Regions from separate parts of the Mus musculus genome. Here region 1 is linked to region 2. A link is a loop called in an ENCODE intact Hi-C map of the cell type or tissue named here. Cell type or tissue: left cerebral cortex. All regions are shown on one strand. Links, peaks and the distances in the headings refer to the core of each region. The heading gives the core; the rest is flanking DNA. Region 1 overlaps Tspan11 (tetraspanin 11). Region 2 has its middle 9.6 kb from the start of Gm46976.

Region 1 (8,338 bases), core at 237-8,236, 61 kb before region 2:
AAGACATTGTCCTTTTGACCTTCAGGAACACTGAATGCTGAGCTCCAGTATTTACCAGGAAGTCCAGGGCCTTCTCCTTCACTCCAAGGGTTACCCTGGGCTTGGGAAAGGGGTCCAAACCCTGACTCCCTCAGTCTTCTTTCTCTGCAAACATGACCTTAGTGTGCGGCTTCTTCTTTAGCCCAATGACCTTCTTCCTTGTAGTAAGCACATTGATTCTTACCTAATGGTGGTCAGCAGCTTCTTTAGACTCCTTCCCTCCAGCAATCTGTTGGAACTAGTGTTTCCTTTCCCTTGGATCTGAGGTGTTGTTGACTAGAAGGACTCTGGCTAAATCTCTACTCAATGTCTTTCCTGTCTTAATCTACTTTTCTTCTATATGTTCTCTGTTATTGTATTCTCTGTTATCCTTTTCTGCAATTTCCACTAGATCTCTCAATGACTTTTCTCCTCATCTTTCTTATCTCTGTAACTTCTTCTTGATGTCTGATGCTGACTTACTGATGAAAGTCAGGGTACCATGCCAGATTTCTCTGTTTTCTTGGGTTCTATGTGTGTGTAGTGGCAGAAAGCCTCCATGACTTGTTTGAGAAATGCCACTGGTCTTTTATCAGTTCCCCACCTAACATCAGAAACCTTGGCCAAATCAGTGGGTCACCTAGTGACAGCTTTGAAACCTACCAACAGAGCTAGGCAGTAGACCTAGCTATGTGTCTTACCATCAGCTATGCTGAAGTACCAGTGTGGTCTCCTAAGGGAAAATCCCTCATCAGTATTGGCTTGGTTCTGGATTGGGATGCTGTTATTTTCTGTAATGTTTCTCAGAGCCTCCTGGATAACACTTTGTCTTCTACTGCTGACATCATGGGGAGATGGAAGGTCCCTTCCGTTGGCCATCCAACACTCCAAACTTCAATAAGTGGCCATTTTCCCTTTCTTTACATCTACAGAGAGGTTATGAGCTTCAGCCATAACTTCCTTAAAATGAGTCAGAATGAGATTGAGGAGGTGAGAGGCAGTCTGTACCATGGTTGGGGGTCAGACTGTCAGGACATGTGGGACTACCTGGGGATGGAAGGGTGAGAGAACCATTTTTTTTTTGAAACAGGATGTCCTAGTTTCATTTCTTTTCCTATGATAAATAATAACCCTACAAAAAGCAGTATAGGGGAAACAAGTTTATATTAGCTTAGAGTTTCCGGGTACAGCCAACCATTGTGAGGAAGTTGGGGAAGTGAAGGCAGAAACTTCAAACAGCTAGTCACATCACATCCATAGTCAAGAGCAGAAAGAAATGAATCTGCACATGCTCACTTGCTGGCTTACTTGTGCTCACTCTAATTTCTTCACTCTTACATATTTCAGGACTCTTTGACTAGGGAATGGTACTGCCCACAGTAGGCTGGTTCTTCCCGCATCAACTAAATGAATTATATAATTCCCAATAGACAGGCTCTCAGTTCAATCCAATGTAGACAAACCCTTCTTCTCAGGTGATTCCAGGTTGTGCCCAAATTGGCAATAACGATAACCACCACATGGTCTTGCTATGTAGCCTAGTCTGGCCTAGAAGTCACAATGCTCCTGCCTCTGCCTTCCTGATGAGAGCATCACAGATGTTTCTTATCATTTCTATATCAACCTCTGATGCTGAATCACAAGCAAGCATGTGGGTATGAAAGGGATGATTGTTTCCCAGAATCCCCGTTTTAACAAGCTGCCTCTTTGTCCTCTGAGAGGGCTAGAATCCTAAACAACTGTATTCCCTGCCCACCTAGAGGCACCAAGGCTCAGAGAGCTCCCAGCACTGAAGCGACTTTCCTAACCTTCCATTATCTGCAAGCTAGCATCGCTACATCAGAGGGCCATCAGGATGCCATAACAGAGGTCAGGGCCTCATGAAGGAATTAGGCCTTTTCAGAGCCCTAGCAATTGGTGGATGCTCACAGGCTGACTATTGCCTGTCCTAGGCGGGGACTATGCTAAGACCCTAAGGACTGAAACGGGACATCTGTGGCCTGGAAGATTCATGGCCCCTCCCACTGTGCCTAGTGAATATTGCCTACTGGGCTCAGGAGGTAACTTTAGAGTGGTTCCTACCAGGTTGCTTGGAGATCACATGGACACCTGGGGACTCATTGGCATGTAGATGACTAACCTGTCCCAGGGTCCCAGCTCTTCAGGGTTGGAACAATACTCAGCCAGAGAGTGACCAATGACTCCGATTTCCTAGGACAGTGATGCTTCTTGGAAGACGGGATTTTTGAGGCCGGAACCAGGAAAGACTTGTCTTATCTTGCTTCAAGATGCTTCTGATGTCAGCATCTCATTTTGACTCAGAATCCTGGGAGCCATGTCTAGGGACAGTCAGATATCACCCAGGTGTGGTAGGAATCATGTAGTGTGGGTATAGCCTCTCATGGGACTCATATTTAAGACAGTTTCCACCAAAATGCTGAAACCTTTTCACAGATCTCTGGAGCAGCAGCTTCAAGTGCCTTTCCTAAGTGGTGGTGTTGACAGAGGAACAAAGCTGGATTCAGGGGCTGCTAAGTTCACAGGCATGCCACAGGCCTTCTTAGAAAAGCAAGAGCAGATGTCATGTTGATGTCATGTTCTGGGCCATTCCTGAGGACTGGATATGTAATGTCACCAGTTGAAAGACTTGGGGATGACTCTTTCTCTCTCATCTGCAAGCCTGCCCCTCCAACCCCCATTCCCAGGGAATGGGTCTCAAAGAGCTCAGAGGATGAGAAGCCATAGATGGAGCCCAGATGGGCCTGCTGTCCTGGTGGAGTCAGGAATGGTTCTGACAAGGCCAAGAAGCTGGGAGGGCTCTCAGTCATTTCAGAGCTGAGAGCTGCAGGGGTGTTTGGAAGGAGCCACATGATCCTTGGATGTGTGTGTGTGTGTGCTTAGATATGTGTGTGCATGTGTGTGTTTAGATATGTGTGTGCATGTGTGTGTGCACTTGTGTGTGTGTGCTTAGATATGTGTGTGCATGTGTGTGTGCTTGTGTGTGTGCACGTGTGTGTGTGCTTAGATATGTGTGTGCATGTGTGTGTGCTTGTGTGTGTGCACTTGTGTGTGTGTGCTTCTGTGTGTGTGCATGTATGTGCGTACTTGTGTGTGTGTGTATGTCTGTGCTTGTGTGTGTGTATGCATGTATATGTGCACTTGTATGTATGTGCTTGTGTGTGTGTGTGCTAGTGTGTGTAGGTAAAAGGACAACTTTAGGTATTGATGCTCTTTCTACCTTTTTTTTGAGACAAGGGCAGGGCTCTTATTTATTATCTCTGGCTCTCAAACTTCCAGCAGCTCTCTTGCCTCCGCCTCCCATTTCCAGTAGGATCGTGCTGAGATTACAGACCCGTATACTATTTTCTGTTTCTTTTTTAATGTGAGTTCTGGGGATCTGAACTCAGGCCTTCAGGCTTTCACAGCAGGGTCTTTTTCTCTATGGAGCCATTTTTCCAGTCTGCCTGTTTCACTGAGAACTGAAGCCAAGCCCTGGATACCAGGAGGAGCCACAGGTCATGTTGTGGTTTTGCGGTCCACAGAAGATCCCTACTCCTGGTTGGCAGTTATGACTGAGGACTAGAGAGGGAAGCTAAGCTGAGGGTCCCTGTGTGTCCCTAATTTGCTGCTCAGTCCCCTGGTGGGATGCTGAGGGTGAGCCTTAGCAGGACAGTGTGTCTTGACCGGTCTCCTGTAGCTCTAACTTTTGTTTTCCGATTCCTTCAGCTTGATGATCTCATGTGAGAGGTAAGATCATGGTGTCTGTCCTGGGTGTAGACTGCACTTGGGACCGTAGGAGGCAGCAGCCCTGAGTTAAGATGGCAGTCCGTGAACTACAAAGGAACTGCCGATGCTCATAGAACCTTCCAGATTGAGCGCTTCCTTGCTTCTGGCTGCCTGAGCTGGAGACTTGGAATCGTCTGGTTGTGAGCTCCACAGTGAGGCATGTAGGCATGAGCTTGCGTCTCTGGGGAGGCACTACTTTGTCAGAGTGTTGATGTTAGCTCCTGCATACACGTGGATGGATGTGGGCCACTGTTTGGATCAGACTAAGGGTTGATTGCTAACTATAGAGTCTCGTGGATGGTGCTGTAGGTGGACCTTGAATTAAGATCCTGGCAGTAAGAATACTTAGTCTCTAAGTCCTCTTTGATGCTTTCCTAAGTAAGGACAGGATGGGACTTTTTTGGCCTCATTTGCAGCACCAACGTGTGTTATATGTGGGAATCCACCCCCTGCCCTGTTTTTAGCTGTGTGCTCCCATCAGGTTCCACATGAATATGCACATGCAACACACACATACACACTGAGATAGACCTAGACAAACACACACACACACACATGTATACATATACATACACATATATACATACATGTGCACATATATATATATATATATACCTATATGTACACACTGTACACACACACATCACACACACTCACATACTTACAAAAGTACACATACATGTGTCTACATGAATGCACATACATACATACACATAAGCATTTACACAAGCATGCACATATATATATATATATATATATATATATACACACACACATGCACACACACTGACACACACATAAGCACACATATACACATACACACATGTGTGCACACATATGCACACATGCACACTCAGTGTACACACACAAGTACATACAGATTCATATATACACACATGTGAATATACATGTGCGCACATGCATGTGCACACAGTCTCCTCCGGTTCTGTTTGCTGTCACTTTCTGCTAAGTGGTTCTGACTTTTTTCCTTTAAAAAATTGTAGTCTGATCTTTGAAACAGGAACTTCCTGACACATATGACAAGTGTCAGTGAATAAACAAACACAAGAGCAGCACTAATCATTGGGTGTGAGCACCAGCTGTCACCTCCAGCACTGTGATCCTTGGCAAGCCGAATGGCCTCCAGGGACTCAGCATCCTGCTTTGTAAATTGGAGATGGTGCTGGGCCAGTTCTGTCTCCTTTCTGGGTAGTTTTGAGGATTGAATGGACTGGAGAACTTGCAAATACTTCATGTCCTGAAATGCTCAAGGGATGATTGAATCCGGATCTTGAAGGCCTTCCTCAGCGAAGGACAGTGGGATGTCGGGGAACCTTGCTATTAAGGTAGCAATCCCCATGACCAGATGGCTTTCAGTGCTGGATGCAAAATGGTACTCTATCAGTGCAAAAAGTCCCTCTTTATCAGTGGGACTTCCCTGTCTCTGCCTGCCTTTGAACACAGGTCGCTGGCCTTGTCTGAAATATCACCTTGTACAGAGCTCTCTGCAAGCTGCAGCACTCAGCACACATCCCGCTCTGGCTTCCTGCCCACATGATAATTAGGTGCTGTACTATATGCAGTCAGCCTTTCCTGCTTGCTTGATGCCATGACCAATTAGCCCTTTCCACCGGTACCCCTGAAAACACTCATATACACCCTATCCCTGACACAATAAAGTAGAATTGTCTCAGCTGCAGCAGTTTCCAGAGGTCATTCTGCCATACACACAGCCATCCCAACCCTGCTCTTTGCCTCTGCCCCCTTTCTCCCCTCATTATGGTGGCCAACAGCCTTCAGGGAGAAAGCAAGGACACAGTGGAAAGTGGGTGGTGTGTCAAATCTCGGTTGCTGTGACAAAAATGCCAGGGAAAAGTCAACTTAAAAGAGGAAAGGTTAATTTTAGCTCATGGTTTCAGGGGTTCCAATGCACACAGCTGCTAGGCACTGTCACTCTGGGCCTCTGGTGGAGGGGGGACACAGTTCTATTGACCTTATGGTGCCCAGGAAACACAGTGTGGGGACAGGGTCTCAATAGCCCCTTTAAGGACACATCCCAGTGACCTAACTTTCTTACATTAGACTCCACCTCTTGAAGGTATCAGCCCCTCCCAATAACACCACCTTGGGGGCTGAGACCTCTACTCAGAGGCCTTTGGGAACATTCTAGACCCCAGTTACAGCATCTGGGTTACCCCAAGTAACATACTGTCTGTGTCTGCTAGCTCCAGGTCCTCTCTTCCGGTGTCCACTTTGCTTACTAGTGTCTCTGACCAGAAAGATGGTTACTAGAGAGACCCTGCTCCCAGCTGACCATTATCATCCCCTTACAAGAAGCCAAGACCTTTATTTAGCGAAGTACACTGGTATGGGCAGGAAAGTCTTTTTAAAACAAGTAGGAAGATAGCACTGATGGCTTCCAACCTGAGAGCAGGAAGCACACACTTTACATGTGTGGGTGCTGAAAGGCACGCTGCAGCCTGGGTGACTTACAGCCAGGGCTCCAGCAGGTGCCACCCACATGGCCTTGGCCATCACAGTGGGCATGAGGTCATCAAATGCAGATGGTGACATCTATCTCGGTGCTTATGTCACCTTCCTCAACCCCAATGACTTAAGGAGGCTGAAGGACACCCAGCCTCTGGCCCCAGTCCTGTGTGTAGCTCTCTCTGATGCCAAGCTGTAGCTTTCTTATGGACTACAAGGACGGCCTCCCTTACTGAGTCAGGCAAAAGTGTCCCTTTCAAGTGCTTTGATCGCGGTTATCTCGGATCATTTCTGCATCCCTGATAGAGGTGCCCAGCAGCCCTCGCACATGACACACTGGGTGTGACTCAGAGTCTGTCATAAGTAAATCTCTTTAGGGCTCACAGGCACCCCAGGAGATGAGTATTAGAACTGTCTCCTGCTACAGATGCAGAAAGGGCCACTGAGGTCAGACAGAGGTCACACGGTTAGCAAGCTGAAGGTGCTCAGGCAGTTTTAGCAGGTGACATGTTTCCATATTCTCACCCAATGTCATGTTTACACCTATTGTGTCTGGGACAATACCAGTGATGCCTATTGTCTTGCTATTGTAATTATCAGTAATGTTCCGTTCACTTTAAAAAAAAGTCCTGGGTGGATGCTAAATGCAGGCTCATCGCTTTAGTGTCATGCCATCTGTCTGCAATCTCCCATACTCCCCAGCCTCTATCTTCCCACTCCATCTTTTCCACCTTGGTGGGTTTCTCCAACTGTGTGTTGCTCTGAAATCCACAGTCATCAAGTCCCCTCCGGAAGCCCAAGCTACATCCTGCCATTGTAGTCAACACTGCCTTCAGAGCTCCTGGTGGTGAGCCTTCGGCGTCCCAGACTTCCCCAGTGTTTGCTGTGGGTGCAGCTTAAGGACTGTAACAAAGACCATATAGAGAGGGTTCAGGAGTTGTGCAGTAACACAAGGAAAGCTGGGCATGTGTCTCAGTCCCCAGAACTGTAAAAGCCACACAACTGCCACCATGACACCACTGGGAGCTGGAGCCTCCTCTAGAAATATCATTCAAAGTCTTGAGGCAGGCAGTGAACATTGTGTCCAGCTGATGCTGGTGCAGCTGGTCTCGGCACACACAGTGTCCCTTGCATGACAGGGAAAGAAATGAGACTGTGTGATCAGGATCTATAATGACTGTGCAGTGGAGCTGCCGACCCATCCTGGACTGCTACCTGGGAGACAATTTATGTTTCAAGCTACTGTCCTGCTGCGTTTTGTTTCAGCAGCTCAGTATTGTTTTTCTCCCTGGATTGCTTCTCTGGGAGTCAGTCTTCTCTGGTTAATGTCTCTCTCAGAAAAGAAGAAATGAAATTCTGCGGTAGCTCTGCCTCTGGATGAGGGGAACCTGACCTCCCTTAGAAAGAACGACAGCTGGTGTGAGGTCAGGTTCAATGCTATGTCTACTCCCAGTCTCCCTATATCTCTGGCCTCCCATGTGCTCCCAGGTCCTGTCTCCCTCTAGTTATTCGATGACATATCACTTTTCCTGTTGCTATGATAAAATATATGACCAAAGCAACTTAAGAAAGACAGCTGTTTTTGTTCAAAGTTTGAAGGATAGACTCCATCATGGTGGGAAAGACATGGTGGCAGAAGTATGGGACGATTGGTCATGCAGTATCCATAATCATGAGACAGGTAGGGAGGGTGGGAGGGAGGGAGGGAGGGGGCTGGTGTACAGCTGGCTTCCTTTTTCTTTTTTCTTTCATTTATTCAGTCCAGGACTTAAGCCCATTGGATGGTGAAGTCCACATTCAAGGGTGAATTTCCCCCTCATCAATTAAACCTTTCTGGAAACATCATCAAAGGCACACTCAGAGGCAAGTCTCCTAGGTGAGTCTAAGTCCAGCCATGTTGACAAGAAAGATTAACCTTCCTTTTGCCACTTAGGTCTGAGGTCATTCCCTCACCCAGACATTCTGAACTCTCTACTGTCTGATGGGCACCTCTCCATATTTCTCAAAGTCACTTCTAATTGCCAAGAAAAGAGATGGCTTTCAGCCT
Region 2 (8,338 bases), core at 16-8,015:
GAGAGATAAGGGGGAAACAGAAGATGGAGACTAGATGAAGAAGAAATGCCAAGGTCCATGAAAGATGACTCAGAAAAAGAGATACAAGTGTATATAATGACTACATTTAAAAAAATAAAGATGCATGTAAGACTTCATATTGGAAGAGGTCATAGAATGCCCGGTGCTATAGGTAAAATTAAAAAAAAAATTCTGTGGATACCCTTGTGATAAAATTTAGGAATATGAACTTGAATAAAGAATATGCAAACAACTCACTAACTACACCCCCCCCAACCCAACCCAGACCAAACTACTACCACCAACTTCTCTTATATTAGTCAACTAACCAACAGACAGAAAAACAAGCAATGGGGCTGGGGTTTCCAGCATTTAAACCCTGCCTCACAGCTGTCTCCGACACCTTCTGAACCTCTGAGGGCACTAGTTTGCAGGTGATGTGCATGCACACACACACACACACACACACACACACACACACACGGGGGTGGGGTGGGTGGGTGTCAAAACACCCGTACATGGAAAATAAACCTTAACAATCCCAATAGAACAAAGCTAAACATGAAACAAACACTTCTTCCCTCAAAATCAAGAGTCAGATGGACATTTGTCTTGTGGACAGGGACTCTTCACAGGCTCTGATTGGGTCTGTAATCCCAGCACGTAGGAGACTAGACTGAGGCAGGTTTGAGAGCTCGAGGCCAGCGGGAACTCCATAATCAGTTCTTGCCTCAAAAACAAAACAAACAAACAAACAAAAAAACCAACAACAAATGACAGCCAAAAACCCCGAAAACCCAAAACCCAAAACAGCCAAACATGGGTCATCAGCAGCAAACCTCTATTAAATTTCCACAGTTCTAAGGGTAAGGAGAGCGAGGTGAGCCCTGAGCCTCAGATCACCATGGCATGAACTAGTAATTATGAATAAAGGTTCAGTTTATGAAAATGGTCACCTCTTTGGAAATAATTTCTAGTTAAAGAGGCATTTCTATAGGGAAATACAAAACAGCGAAGAAGAGTAAAGAAAGAAAAGAAGCCAGGAAGGAACAGGGACAGCCAGTGCTTACAAGGATGCATTTTCATCACCAGATAAAACTGCCAAGCAATGAAAATGAGGACATCAATTGCAAAAGTGACCAGGAACAAGTGACACAGAAACAAAGCAGAGTGTGAGGGAGGAGTTGGGCTGGCACACATGACAAGCTAGAAAAGGTGGGAGAATGCCAGGAATGAGAAGGTATATATATATATATATATATATATATATATATATATATATAGTTACGTATAAATATATATTTATATGGTATAATTAAAAATAAAAAATAAGCATTTACATATTAGGATATATACAATATATATAATCTAGGAAAACAAAATATATACAGCATAGAGCTATGAAAGGAATTGAAAACTGAGACCATGCCCTATTCCCTGGATTAAAGGCCCACACCCACAGTTTTTAGGCCAGTCTCACCAAATTTAAGGAACCAGAATATTTCAGAAAGCAGGAAGAGATCTCTCTGCCTCACATATTTTACAGTACTAGCTGGCATTGGCTTCACGATCAGATAAAGTAGCAAAAGAATATTATTGTCTACTTAATTTGGATTTCCTAATTAAATATTAACTCCTGAATCCAAGAGTATATTTTAAAGTATAGAATGGTCAGGTAGATTAACTCTAGAAGTAAATTTGTGAACAATCAAGTGCCATTCAAAATCATGAAATTTATGATAGGAAACAGCGATAAAGTTGACATATCACAAATTTGCTGTGAGTGTGTACATTTATAGGGAGGCTATTAATGATCTTATTTTATGACCTGGAACAAAACACGGGTTACTTTTTAATATACTATAAAGTCTCTTAGAGACATGGGAAATCCAACAGAATCAAGAGAGAAATCACTAGAATAAAATGTTGGCAAAGTTACTAGCCAAGAAGATCACTTACAACAAAGAAAAAGCATCAAATTTTCTTTCAAGCCAGCTAGAATATGTAAGAGGAGAAATGGGTGCTACTTTCAGGACTAAAAAAAAAAAAAATGAAATGATTTCCTTGGGGAAAGTCTAACAAAGAATGTGACTTTTAATGATGAAATTTTAACTTTTATTAAAGGTGATAAGACCTAGGACTATGTTCATAGCAATGTGGGAAACTTCCCAAATGAAGCCACCCTAGAGGGCTACTTTAAAAACAGTGAATGGCAGAGGGTGGGGGACTGGTTTAGACAGCGAGAAGGATTATTTATGCGAATGTGTGTGTTTGTCTGGATGTTCGCATGTGTAGCATGTGTGTTTAGTGCCCATGGACGGCAGAGAGGGCATCAGATCTTCAGAGCCAGAGTTTACAGATGGTTGCAAGCTGCCATGAGGGTGCTGGGAACTGAACCCCGGTCCTCTGCAAGAGGGACAAGTGTTCCTAACTGCTGAACCGTCTCTCTAGTGCCTTACCAAATATTGAACCGCTCGAGACAAGGATCTGTCGACCCCTCGGATGATTTTGAAAAGGTGGAAATGAGACTCCCCTGTCACTCAGTGTAATGTGCTACAGCGTGTGGAGGTCATTAGTGAAGGCTTAGGGGGGCGTGCACGCAGGTAATATTCTCTCATCCCCAGAGGTACATCTGTATGCGAGAGGAAGAAGGTTTGTTCTTGTTATGAGCGATGATGGAGGTGCTATCTCTGTGCCTGTCCGTCCCTTTGTGTGTATGGTGGTGGTGATGGTAAGGGGGCGAGATAGGGGGCAAATAAAATGCAGAGGAGTGGTGTTTAATAAAAGACCAAGGTGACAGATGGGTGATAGAAATGAAGTTCTTTACAACTTTTAAACCTGAAAGCTGGGTTGTTGTAGCACCGGCCTGCAATTCCAGCTACTTGGAAGCTGATGCGAGAGGATCCAAAGTTTAAAGCCTGCCTGTGCTACAGAGCGAGTTCAAGGCCAGCCTGGCCAACTTAAGGAGACCCCCCCCCCCCCACTTCAAAATATAAACAAGGGGCAGTGGCAGAGTCGTGCCTAGCCACGTGCATCACTCTCCGGCACTGCAACGGAAACACAAACAAAATCCAAAAGACAACAAATTAAAGAACACTGACGACAGCAAGAGCCAAGACTTGGAGGTCTGAGGAGCACAGCAGTGACTACCACAAACCAGGAAGGAAAAAGACAGGAAACTGGCTACAAAGTCAGGCAACTAACCTGAAGTCACAAGATCCTAAGGGACACACAGAGAGATGCTCAAACTCGCCAGTGACCAGAGAACGAAACAAGATGCTGTCTCTCAGCTAGCTACCTGATTAGGTGGTAGTGGTTACCACGTGGTGATAGTCGCAGCCTGAAGACGTTAATGTGGAAAATTCTACAAGAAAACAGTACATACATACATTGTAATTTTATTTTCAATTTACACATTGTCCTGTAATGCCCTTCCTGGGAAGTGAGCCGTCCTCTGTCCAGCTTGTTCATACTGAATACATACACTACCCATATCAAGGGTCTGTAACTCCAGATCCAGGGAATCTGATGTCCCCCTCTGGCCTCACTGGACATCCTTAGTCACATCCACACATGCAGGGCACATACACATGATTAAAAATAAATATTTAAAAAACAAAAATTAAACTCTTATCATATATGTATGTGGCTCTTAGTTAATTTTCTTATTGTTGTGACAAAGGTGCCCAAGAAGGCGTCTGGAGCAGGGAAGGTTTACTGTGAGGGCTGGCTTAGGTCTTCTTGGCAGTGAGAGTGAGCAGCAGGACTGTGAGGCAGCCTGTCCGTCGCACCGGCTGTCAGGAAGCAGGCAATGAAGAATGCTGGTACTCGGCTTGCTCTGTCCTTTTCCTCTCAGTCTGTGGGATGGCGCTGCTTACATTCAGGGCGAGTCTTCCTACCTCAGTCAACCCTTGGTAGAAACAACTTCACTGACAGAGTGACTTCTATATCTTGCCAAGGTGACAAGACTGACCACCACAGTATTTGTGTGTGTGTGTGTGTGTGTGTGTGTGTGTGTGTGTGTGTGTGTGTATATATATGGTGTCTCTTCACAGCAGTAGAAACCCTAACTAAGACGACCTCTTAGGTTGGGAGGTGACTGTGCTCTGTGCAGCCAGAAGCTTCAGCAGCAAACTCTTGAAATCATAACACTGATAGAAATGTGAAGCATAGATTGTTGAGTTGGCTCAGCAGGTAAAGGCGCTCGCCACCAAGGCTGATGGCCTGAGTTTGATTCCCCAGGATCCGTGGGGTGGAAGGAGAGAACCAATGAGTGAGCAAACAGTTGTTAAGCAGCACACATAACTTGGTGTCACCCTCATGCAGTAGTCACTGTCATCCAGAGGCTGGAGATATTCCCAAGGGCATTTGAACGAGTCCCTAGAAGGGTGTGGGGGTGGGGGTGGGGCAAGAGGAAGACGAAAAGAAAAACAGGAGATTTTATACAATGACTTGTGTATCTATTGTGGCCTAGAGGGCACAAGGGACTCAGAATTTGGGAAAGCCACAGCCTTGAAAGCCCATTTGGGACACTGAGGGATGCAGGAAGGTAGCCCTTAGAGAAAAGTGACCGTAATGTGTTGTAGGGAGACCCTTCTTGCCAGGCACAAAAAGACAGCAACAAAGAAATACACGTCTTTGTCAGTTCTGGTTCACTTTGTGATCTGTCTCTTTGCACACGGAGAAAAGCAGGCCAGCATTCCCTTTCCTGTCTAAAAAAGGTTTCTGGGCCATCTTTCCTCACTGCTATATTCTGGACATACTAATTTTAACATAACCCCAAGCAACACAAAATTAAGGAGCAAGGGCTATTTCAACACACACAACACAGAGCGGCTCTGCTTCCAGATGCACAGCCGTGATGTGGGTGTTTCTCTCTCTCTCACTGTGGGCCACGGCTGATGTACTAAGTTCCGGATGGAGTGTTCCAGGACTCGCAGCTGCTCTCAGACACTGTACAGAGGCAGGAGCACAGGGGGTGTGCTAGAGATGGCGGCGTTGGTGATCAGACCATAACTGCTCAGAGTCTGAGCCACTGACTGGCAAGGCTTTGCATGGATGGACAATTAGAGCCTAACTCAGAACAGTCTTTGGAGCCTCACTCCAAGGGACCAGTCTCAGGGGGGACAAGCAGTGCTGGTACTGCGGAGTTTTGTGATTGCCGAGTTCCAGGTTCTTGGAGACTTTATCAAACAATCGAGAAAGTATACACAACTGATAATGGTTTTGTTAGGAGAGAAAGAAACACTAGAGAAGATTTGCTGCAAGCCCAGTGTCAGGATCTAGCCAGACAGCTGTTGAGTTCCTTACTTGTTTTTTTTTCAAAGATTTTTTTATTTTGAGTTTAGGGGTGGGAAAGGAGCTGATCCCCAGGGGTGGAAACTGGGTGGCCCCTTGGCTTGACTGGCAGATGGATTATCGCATAACTTGGGATGTTGTGCAAACCCCATCATTGTAAACGTACTTACTTTGGATGTTCCATGTGGGTACAGGCTCTTCAGTTTAGACAAATATCCCTACTCATGCATATTCATGAGGTGGTAATGAGAGCTTTCCCTTGACAGGTTGTTTCAAGGGCCCCACCTGTCCTCTTTGCACTAAATACTGGCTTACACTGGCCCCCCTTTTTCTATGAGCAGGTACCCAACCAAATACTAGTTGCTGATGAACTGTTGCCCTGCTGGGAAGGGACACACAACATACTCTTTTCAGACAGAGTGGACTGAGTCTCTGGCCTTGCTGCTACACTATCCTGCCTCAACTTGCCCCCCAGAGAGAACTCGCTCCTTACATCTTTTAAGCATGCAAAAGGGTAAAGTTTCAGTAGCTGCTTTTCATTGAAATGAGGACTCTAACAATCAGCAGACAGTCTCTCCAACCATTCCTAAAGGGAGGCTCCCTTGGGTAGGACTGAAAATTGTCCAAGCATTCCTTGCATCTTGCATTCCTTGACAGGGGGTCAAGCTTGGGGACGGGGACGGGGGTGGGGGGGGGAGGGGAGGTGTTCTCCTTGCTGAACTGTCAGGTTGCTGTTTTGGCCCAGGAGGATAATCCATTCATGTTTCTGGATTTCTTTCTGGAATTGGGCTGAGGTCTTGTTATAATGTCATTGGAAGCTAGAGTTGTTGAATCCTGGAAGAAATGAGAACTGTTTATTGAGAAGACGTGGGGAAGGGCAAGGGTCAGCAGAAGAATTAAGGATAGATCAGACACAACCAGAGGAAGGAGCTGGGAAGATCCCAGCTCTCCAACCTGTGCTGGGGAAGGTCCATTACTCAAGTGCTTGACGGTACCACCTTCAGGGATATTTTTGACATTTTATTGACATTTTATTAGACTTTACTTGTTAACTTAGAAGCAATATTTTCTCACAACAAGCAGGTTGTGAGAGCCAAAGTTAAGTTTTAAGTTTTAATTATTGTGCCTAACAGATCCATGGAACAAGAGTGCTTCTAACCTATAAGCCACTTGGCCAAGGACAGACACCACCTGAGATGCTGGGGGCTATTGTTTATGAAAGATACCAGGTCACATGTTTCCATTCCCCTAAATGAGTCTGTTTGACCCAACTGCACCAGATGTACTTGATCACATCCTGCTAGGCAGGAAATATGCCAGGATATATGCTTGCCCCAAACCGATGGAGGCAGGAGGTAGGGAAAAAGAAGTATGTCAGGGTATACGTTTGTCCAATTGGACCTAAATGGACAATGCATGGCCTTATGGGTTTACCTTTGTAAGCCTCTGTAAAATGTGACTCATCACCATTTTCTGGGAACCCGGGAATGGACTTGGCCAGAGTCTATCATCCTGGCCAGTGCTTAATTAAAGCTTACTTCAAAATTGGCTCAAAATTATATGAGTGGTCTTATTCTCACCTGGGGGGATTAATAGGTCACCTCATGTCCTCCTATAAGTCAGCCCAAGGAAGTCAGCCCAAGGCTCATCCCTGCTGTTAGTTTCAGATTTTTGTTATTTTAAAAATGTGTGTGTGTGTGTGTGTGTGTGTGTGTGTGTGTGTGTGTGTGTGTCATATGTGCACAAATATAGGTGCCTTTGGAGGCTAGAGGTGTCTGATATTTCCGGTACTGGAGCTTGTGAGCTGCCTGCCCCTTGTTCTATGACTTGAACTCTGGTCCACTGAAAGAGCAATATGGGCCCTTAACTGCTAGCGGAGCTATTGCTCCATCCCCGGGGCCCCATCTACTTTGAAGGACAACCTCTGCAAGGGAAATCTAATTGATCTTGGATGTAGGTGAACCTCTATGCTATTTCTCTAAAAGCCCCTGGCTGTCTCTTTTGGTAGTTGTTGCTGTTAGATTCCTGGAGAACTTCTCCTAGTGGATAGGCTGCTAGCCGGAGGCTGAGTAAGTAAGTAATCCACCCAGAGAGGCATCCACGAGGAAGCTGGGAGGGAATGTTTCTATATAGGAAAACATAAAGAAGCCTTTTCCTGGTCAAGGACTTGTCTGGTGTCTTAACTTCCAAGGAGCAAGCTCTACTCCACATGAAAGATCATGCGGGACAGGCCTTACATCCACATATCCAGTACTAACCTTGAAAATCTGCTGCTTTTTGCTTATAGAGATGATAATAGTCCAAGGTCTTAATAAGGTCAGGTTCTCCGATGAATCCCTAATTATTATACTGAGGTAACCGAGACCTCAGAAGACAGGCACCACACAGTCTCTCATTTGTGGATCCAAGCTTCCAATATTTCCTGGAGTCAGCATAGAAACCAGGAAAGCAAGCAAGAACCATGGGTAAGGGCAACAGAAGAAAAGAAGGCCTACAGGCTGTTACGGGGGAGATAAGAAAAACGGGGCAGTTAACTGGAAGTGGGGAGAGAGGCCGATACTAGGTGAGAAATGGAGGAAGAATATACCACTAAGGGTATTTTGCAAAAGCCATGGGGGAAAATAAAATGTAGGGGCTTGAGAGAAGACTCAGCACTTGAGGGCACTTGCAGTCTTACAGAGGATGGTTTAATTCGCAGCACCCACAGGGTGGCTCACAGCCACCTCTGTCTGCAGTTCCAGGGGTGGGGGTGGGGGTGGGGGTTGATGCCCTCTCCTGGTCTCTGCACAGGCACTGTATCTATCACATGGCGTACTTAAATGCAGGCAAAACATTTGTACACGTGAAATTCTAGTCATTTAAAGATCCATACATATGCGCATGTGTGTTACATATATAGGCATATAGACATAGTTTGAATAAAGTTGTTTCATGTAGGGTGAGAATGCTATCCACAAAAGCCATAGACTAAGAAAATCTTTAGTGTTGACCATGAGAAACCTCTCTTTGAGTTGTTGGTCAGTGAAGTGAAAGGACTCCC

The links. A loop is a pair of places that touch in the nucleus more often than their neighbours do. Peaks named below come from ENCODE experiments on the same cell type or tissue, not always from the same donor. Only the 100,000 strongest peaks of a DNase experiment are listed, where the experiment ranks them.
Region 1: it touches region 2 in a loop (8-fold over the local background); 2 of 42 quality-filtered maps call a loop at or near these places.

The regions. Positions count from the first base shown.
Region 1 is chr6:127,898,466-127,906,803 of GRCm38, reverse strand. All of the region lies in intron 1 of Tspan11 (tetraspanin 11), which reads right to left. Among named protein-coding and RNA genes, the nearest start is that of Tspan11, 15 kb to the right of the region's middle. In left cerebral cortex, for the core only: a CTCF peak has its summit at 3,792; DNase peaks (open chromatin) are centred at 4,051, 5,394, 5,641 and 6,269; H3K27ac peaks cover 396 bases.
Region 2 is chr6:127,836,936-127,845,273 of GRCm38, reverse strand. No RefSeq gene overlaps it. Among named protein-coding and RNA genes, the nearest start is that of Gm46976, 9.6 kb to the left of the region's middle. In left cerebral cortex, for the core only: no CTCF peak of the experiment used is centred there; DNase peaks (open chromatin) are centred at 1,148, 3,793, 4,259 and 4,882; H3K27ac peaks cover 535 bases.